2 separate regions of the Homo sapiens genome follow, and region 1 is linked to region 2. Evidence: chromatin contacts called from ENCODE Hi-C or POLR2A ChIA-PET data. All regions are on one chromosome and are shown on one strand. Each heading gives the region's core, a stretch centred on a gene start or an enhancer-like site at or near the end of the contact. The rest is flanking DNA. Distances are from core to core; before and after follow the strand shown. Region 1 holds the start of USP51 (ubiquitin specific peptidase 51). Region 2 holds the start of HUWE1 (HECT, UBA and WWE domain containing E3 ubiquitin protein ligase 1).

Region 1 (3,845 bases), core at 701-3,200, 1.8 Mb after region 2:
GTTTCACCAATTTTGGCTCCTGTTCCTTTGTCTCACAGGTTGATTGCTTGTCTTCAAACCCTGATGTCATAAACTGTTGATGAGAAACATCTGTTGAGGTGGAAGTTAATAATCTCAAAATTTTTTCTTTTGTTTCTTTGGCAATCTGTTCTATGTCTTTGTCATATACATAATCCTTACACATGAAGCAATATATGACCCCATGATAAAGGTCTACAGCTAAATGGTGCTGCTTTGTTTCTGCATGTTTGTGAATATGTTTCTCAGTGAAGCAGCCAAAAAAGACACAGGAGAGACAAGAGTGGAGTCTGTTCATATGGGTACTACATACGTGACAGATGCATGACTTTGCTTTACGTTTCCTAGTCTCTGGGGTCCCACTCCAAACGAAACGCTGGTAGATCAACCTCAGGTTCTTCTGCCAGTTCTTACCTACTTTAAAGCTCTCCACATGAGAGCAGCCTGTGGGACCCTGACCAAACTCGACCTCCAGCAACCAGTCCCCTAAGCCGCCAGGATCCCCCGACCCGTCTAGGTCACCAGAGCAGCTTCTCCGTGTCTGAGGCCTGGACCCAGGCCGGGATCTGCGCCGGGATCCACGCCAGGCCCTGGGCCGCGGTGCGGGTGGGGGCGGGGGTGGCGGCGGGGGCGGGGGCCGGGCTGGAGGCGGGGGTGGGGCCGAGAGCCCAGGCTGGCTGCGGGAGCGGGCCCGGGGCTGGGGCCGAGGGCGGGGCTTGCGGCGCGGGCAAACGGGCGAGGAGCTGCTGTGACAGCGAAGGGGGATTGAAGGGAGCACCTTCTCGTCGCCGCCGCTGCTGCTCCACGTCAAGTTCTCCTCCGGCGCGGGCTCACGCTCTTGTAATGGCTCCAGCTTCATCTCCTCGGCTTCACGTCTCGAAGACGCCTTCGTAGCCCCCGCCGCCGCCTCCTCCATTTTCCCCGCCTTCTCAACCGCCTCCTCAGGAGAGGCTCCTCCCCCACCTCCGGAGATCCAGCGGACCCCAGAGCCGGAGGGCAAAGAAGTTTCTCGAACCTGGGCCATCAGATCACTCCCCGACCTGAGGAGCAAGGCGTCTGGAAAACAGCTGCGACTGTAGATGAAAGGAGACAGAGACTTCTGTGAATGATCTGCCCAGCGTCATGGCCGCGGTGCGCAGTTAGCGCCCCCAGGACCCCTCCCATCGGCCCTTGAGCTCAGCCCGCGGCTTCTGTCGGCTCCACCCACTCAACTGAGAGGCCCCTGGAGCTGATGGGGAGACCGAGGCGGTTACCTGCTTCAAAGGCGATCAGATCATGCCAGGGGACTGGGAACAGAAGGCTAGCGAGCGGTGGGGGTGGGGAACGGCCTGAGCTTTAGGACAGAAAGGATGGAAACTTCTTTAAAAAAGGCGCCACCCTCTGACTGCTTTTTTGCGCCCTGCGCAGCCTCGCTTTGGTGCAGCTTCCTCTGACGTTCTTTCCCTGTATCCTAAAAAACACTTGGGTCAACATTTTCTCTCCAAAATGGCTGAAAGGACGCACTTTTGGAAAATGAACTCACAGGAAGAAAGTGTCCCTCTGTTTCTACCTAACCTATACTTCTGTGACCCGGTGTGTTCCACTCTAAGCCGTTGCCCCTCAGCGCACTTTCGGTCCACCCAGCTCTTGCGCCCTCTCACGCTTTTTCGCGCTTGTGCTCTCACACCCCTTTTCTTGCTTCTGCGACTTCAATTCCTATGATTTCTCCTAGAATTCGGATTACTACTCCCTCCCTTCACGCATTTGCCACCTCTATGGCCACCACTATCCTCGCGCGACCCCCGAAGTCTCCGCTCCCTTTTCCCTCTCCTGCCCCCGCAACACCCCCAGCCCGGCAGTTTGTTTAAAGGTCTGGGTTACCTTGGGCCCCAGGCGCGTGATATAGAACGTCAGCAACTGCTGCTGTCCAGGCGCTCCTCAGCCAGCCTTCTCTCCTGACCTCTCCTCAGGGCTGGTCACAAGGGGGCCGCCCCCTGGCCCCTCCCCTCTCGACGTGCGGCCCCCAACCCCGGATTCTGCCCTCCTGCAGTGATGAATGGCACCGCTGTCCCGCGCAGGCAGGCAAACCTCTTCCTGAAACAGACTCTGCTGGAGGCAACAGCAGCAACAGATTCTACAGAAAGCCCCTGAAATGGAGGCTCAGGCCTCACCTAGCTCCAGGCCCGCACTCCACAGAAAAAAAGATTCACCCGGCGTGGGGGTGGGGGCTTCCAGAGATGGCAACCCTCTGGCAGGAATCCCTCAGGATCCTGTCAGAGCCTGGTCTCTGGGAGTTGACGGAGGGAGGGAGGGAGAGAGAGAGAGAGAAAGAGAGAGAGATTATCCCAGAATGTGCAGGGGAGGAAGCATAAGCAAGGGCTCAGGCTCAGAGAGACCTGAGCCCAGGCACATGCTTGCTGTGTGACCTCGGATAAAACACTTAACTTCTCTGAGCCTTAGTTGTGTCAATTTTTAAAGAGAAATTGAAATAATAACCCTAGCCCAATGTGAACACTGAGTCATAGTATATATCAAGTAAAAGACCTTTTTGGCGAGCTTTATCTGTCACACCTCTTTTTTCAGTCCGCTCCTGAAAATCAGCATAGAGAACAACTCCTGATGCAGAGTAGAGGAGAAGAGAATGCCTTTCTCTTTCAAAGCTCTCTCAAAGTTATGGCTCAGTTCACCCGATCATCCATCCTAGGCAGTCCATATACAGGAGCATGTATTCAACAAAGATGCCATAGGTGCATTATAGCGCTAGATTGTGCTGGGAGAAGCACAAGATACAACTGTTTGTGTCCTGAAGTCCATACGCCAGGAGACTTTTCCTTTTCTTTGACAGATCCGGCATCCAAGGCGACAACCCGGAGGAAAGCTATCTCCAGGGCTTGTTGCCCTTCCGGTCCAATCCCAAGAAAATTACGGTTTATTACAGCGGATGTTTAATGCTACATTTAATCTCTCTGAGAAAGTCACACACCTCCCCTCAAAACCTCACGATTAGGATTCAGCTCTCTTAACTTGGCAGTGGCATCTAGTGGATACCTCCGCACAATGGATATCACTGATTTTGTGACTTGGTTTAGATTCGACCATATCTCAGTCACATACTAGCACCCGGAGGGAAAGTGCTTTGGAATTATAGACTGGCTTGTGCAGGAAAACGTGCTTTTTCTCCCCTAGGGAAGGGCATTTTCTCAGCCACAGCTAAGCAAAGAGTTGCTCCACTCTGGGTTAGCAGCCCTAGAAGGAAATGCTGAGTCAGTCATTTGCTAGCTGTGCCACCTGTGGCTTGGATCCCAGCTGCTCTGAGACAGCCCTGCACCCTTTATGCAGGCAGGGAGGCAGGGCACAATTTATAAATACTTCTGTCTTCTGAGCCTTCGCTTTCTCCTGTGCAAAATCAGAATCATGAGAATGCCAGCCCTACCTAGATTGGTTTATTCAGCAGATATGTAAAGAGCACCTACTGCTGCACTGGGCACTATGAATATACAGCCAAACAAAACTGGGCACAAAAGCAAGTAAGCCAGAGTCCCTGCCTGAGGTCCACATCGGGAAATGCATAGGAATGTGCTGTGAAGATTAATGTTAGTTAATAAAGGCCTAAAAACCACTCGTAATCAACAACTTAATATTTGGGAGGTGGGATTGTTACAGTGCTTCAAAAAGTTTCTGAAAACAGTTGTTATTGAGCTAGACACGCCTTTAAATCAGCCCACACGCTATCGTGACCAAACAAACGATTTCTTCATTGACAATTGTCCTGTAGGAAAACCTCAGGACAGCGTGATGGGTCACTACTGTCAAAATGAAAATGAATGGGTCTGCATGGTTTAGGCCTT
Region 2 (3,849 bases), core at 9-2,508:
GCTATTGCGAACAGGTTTTTTATTATTAAAATTTCAAAATGCTTATTGCTTATAGATAGGAAAACTGCCTATATAAACTATTGATATTTGCCTATTTACAAACAAAAATATGATCAATTTCGCCAGTAATCAGGGAAATGCAAATGAAAACAATGACATACGATTTTTTTGCCCTTTAAATTGGCTAAAATTACAAAGATTGATAATACGTGTTGGCATAACTGTGGAAAAATAGGCACTCTCGCACAACATTAAAGAGTGTAAATTAGTACAGGCTTTTGGGAAGGCAATTTGGACAAATCTATCAAAATTCAAAATGCATATACACCCTGACCCAGCGGTTACTCTTCTAAGAATTTCTCCTACAGAAATACTCATACATGGCATGATACATATACACAAACCCATTCATTATGGCATTGCTTGTAATAGTCCCCTCCCTCCCCCAACAGAGAAACAAGCTAATGTATATCAATCGGGAAATGGTTAAATAAACTGTAGTACAATCATACAATGCAGCTGTTTAAAACCCAACATAAATTTGGATTCCCGGATATAAGAAGATCTACAAGACATATTCTCAGATTTTTAAACAAGCAGTTAGTCGAAATGAATGTGTGTGTGTGTGTAGTACCATTTAGATATCAAAACATATATATGCAACGCCTAGTAGTTACCCGCGAAGCCTGCCTGCCCGCCCCTCACCTTCCCTCTCCTCTGAGGCCGCCTTCCTCGAACCAGTGAGAAACGCTGAAGGCCCGGCCTCTACTCTCTCTTTAGGGCCACTTGGCCATGGCTAATGCCGGTACCTCGCATCCCCTCTGTCAGCCGCTCTCTCGCCGCGCCGCCGGCAGCTGCCGGGCTGCCCCCGAAGATGCGGCTAGCTCTCCGCTGGCGCCTGCCGAGGCCTGGGGGAGGGGAGAGGAGGCGGGGTTCAGGGAGGGTTGGGGCAGGCCGCCCTGCCCCTCCAGCAGCCTTTCCCGCAGGCTCCCCAAGGCCGCCACCTCCGCGCCTCCGCGCAGGGTCCCGTGGGAACTCCCCCCCCAACCTCGCCACTGCCACCCGCGAGAAACCGAGAACGGCCGCGCGTACAGAGCTCGCCCTCCAGCCCAGGGATAGACGCTCACCTCGGCCGCAATGGCTCCGCGGGGCCCGCAGGAGCGTGCGGGGTCCGCGGCCCTGCTTCAGCCCTGCTTCAGCCCTGCTCCAGCCCTGCTCCAGCCCTGCTCCAGCCCTGCTCCCCTCGCTAGCCCTCAGTCGAAAGCCTCCTCGCTTCGGCTCAGCTCAAACTCGATTTGGGGCTCCACCCACCGCAAGCGAAGCCCCGCCCCTGCCCCTCGGGAGGGAGCTCCCTCCGCGGTGAAGTCGGGTCCCTTGCAGGGGACCGCGCCTGAGCTACCCAAGGCCCAGTAAATGCAACCATAGAGGATGATAGGGTCGCTAAGAATTGGGATTTGATTCGAGGCACGGTGGAAGCCGCGGAAGGGAACATGATTTGATCTGATTTACCTTTAAAAATTAACGACCTCGCCAGATGCCTTGTGAAGAATGGGGAGTGTGGGGCAAGAGGGCAAGGCTGGACCCAGAGCGGAGGGTGGGAGACGACGTGGGAAGCCGACCACCCAGAGTTCACGCGAGCAAACCCTTAAAACACTTCAGGCACATAGTAAGCCCTCAATAAACATTCTTTTTTCCTCCTTTAATTATTTGGAACGGCAGTGCGATTGACAAGGATCCTGTAGAGGATCTGCATCTGTAAATACATGGGAATAAAAAGGACCTGGTGGGAGATCACCTGTTAACCCTACTTAATTATTGTGGGCTGCGGACGACATTGGAGGGGCGAAGAACTTTGACTTGGAACTCTAGCTACTTCGATAAGGTTTCAATTTTTAATAAAAAGTATGTATTAATTTAGTATTTAAAGACAAAAGCACTATTAAAAGAACTCCTGAGACATCGAGGAAATAAAAACTGTGATTATACCCTCCACTTCTCTAATTCCAGCCCTCCAGAGCAGTGGTTCATCCCTCGAATTGAGAATCTAATGAATGGGTCCCCCACCCCAATATATACTTACACATAAAATTTTGTATATGATCTCAGGAGATGTACAGGGCCCCTTCGAGATACACTGTTTCATTGAATATTTTTACAATTTTTTTTTTTTGAGACAAAGCATCACTCTGTCACCCAGGGTGAAGTGCAGTGGCACGGTCACGACTCACTGCAGCCTCGACCTCCTGGGCTCAAGGATCCTCCTGCCTGCCTACAGTCTCCCAAGTAGCTGGGCCTCCAGGTATGCGCCACCACGCCTGGATAACTTTTTATTTTTTGTAGAGGCGGGGTCTCACTATGTTGCCAGGCTGGTCTCAAACTCTTAGGCTCAAGCAGTTCACCCGCCTCGGCCTCCCAAAGCGCTGGGATTACAGGCGAAAGACCCGGCCCATCTGTAACATTTAGTGGCAACATGAAGCTATACTTTCTTTAGCATGTAATTAACTTCGGTTGTTCTTTTTTCATTTTAAAATTGGTTTCCTAATTACACATGATTATTGTAAAACACGGATAAATTTAAAGTTCCCCTTACATTCATATACACAAATAGAAAAGCATGGCTTTGTTTTTGTTTTTCATTTAAAAAATAAATAGCATCCTTTTTATGTATTGTTATGTTAATTGCTTTATTCACTTAATGTAGCTTGAAGATCTTTCCATGTCAATATATATAAATCTACCTCATTTATCTTACCTACTGCATAGTATTCCATTGAATGAATATACTGTAATCATTCATCTATGGATAAACACATGTTATTTTCAATCTTTGACTATTACAGTGGGGTTTTTTTTTTACTGTTAACAATGCTGCAATAAAATTCCTTGTACATGCTTTTTTCTGCAGATGCTAAAATATTTCTGTGAGATAAACATGGAGAAATGAAATAGTTGGATAAAGGTAGCACACATTTTTTTTTTTTAAGATAGTGTCTCACTGTCACCCAGGCTGGAGTGCACTGGTGCGATTAGGGCTTACTGCAGCCTTGACCTCCAAGGCTCAAGCGATCCTCCCACCTCAAGCAATCATCCCACTTCAGTCTTCCCTCGAGTAACTGGGACTATAGGCGTGTGCTATCACGCCTGGCTAATTTTTGTATTTTTTGTAGAGATGAGGTATCACTACGTTGCTCAGGCTGGTCTCAAACTCCTTGGCTCAAGTGATCCTCCTGCCTCGGCTTACCAAAGTGCTTGGATTACAGGCGTGAGCCACTATTCTCTGCCCAAAGATAGCACATTTTGAAATTCTAATACATAATGTCAAATGACAAATTGCCACGTAGAACGACTATTTCAGTTTATACCTCCACTAGCAGTGAGTAAGAATTAGCATTTCCCTAAATTCTTACCCGGACTCGATATTAACCAATCATTTTAATATTTTGCCAATATAATGGGTGAAAAATGTCTCATTATTTACATTTCCCTGATTATTAGCTAAGGAGTATTTTCTTTCTTTCTTTCTTTCTTTCTTTCTTTCTTTCTTTCTTTCTTTCTTTCTTTCTTTCTTTCTTTCCTCTCTCTCTCTCTTTCTTTTCTTTCTTTCTCTTTCTTTCTTTTTTTTTTTGAGACAGTCTCACTCTGTCTCCCAGGCTGGAGTGCAGTGGCATGATCATGGCTCACTGCAGCCTCGATCTCCTGGGCTCAAGGGATCTTCTTGCCTCAGCATCCTGAATAGCTGGGATTACAAGTGCAAGCCACCATGCCTGGCTAATTTTTTTTGGGGGGGGAGGGGGGAGTGGGGAACAAGATGAGGTCTCACTATGTTGCCCAGCCTTGTCCCAAACTCCT

The links. Hi-C counts contacts between places; a loop is a spot of excess contacts on that map. ChIA-PET counts read pairs that join two places held with the same protein, here RNA polymerase II (POLR2A). Pooled maps may share reads with other maps.
Region 1: a loop to region 2 is called in a pooled map, with 4 times the contacts of the local background. The contact joins the promoter of USP51 here to the promoter of HUWE1 in region 2. A Hi-C loop is called at or near these places in 6 of 50 pooled maps. POLR2A ChIA-PET finds 5 or more read pairs at or near these places in 2 of 52 experiments (CD4-positive, alpha-beta T cell and CD4-positive, alpha-beta memory T cell).

What each region holds. Positions count from the first base shown.
Region 1 is chrX:55,487,898-55,491,742 of GRCh38, forward strand. It overlaps USP51 (ubiquitin specific peptidase 51), which reads right to left and starts at 1,951. Exons shown (of 3, transcript NM_201286.4): 1 at 1,879-1,951; 2 at 1,272-1,468; 3 at 1-1,091. The coding sequence starts at 1,042. LOC101928692 (a long non-coding RNA gene) reads left to right here and starts at 1,044. Exons shown (of 2, transcript XR_244468.5): 1 at 1,044-1,149; 2 at 1,968-3,616. RefSeq lists enhancers at 507-1,366, 884-1,323, 1,544-1,643 and silencers at 634-713, 2,034-2,143.
Region 2 is chrX:53,685,461-53,689,309 of GRCh38, forward strand. HUWE1 (HECT, UBA and WWE domain containing E3 ubiquitin protein ligase 1) reads right to left here and starts at 1,259. Exons shown (of 84, transcript NM_031407.7): 1 at 1,128-1,259; 2 at 810-908. RefSeq lists an enhancer at 603-682 and silencers at 893-1,192, 1,266-1,440.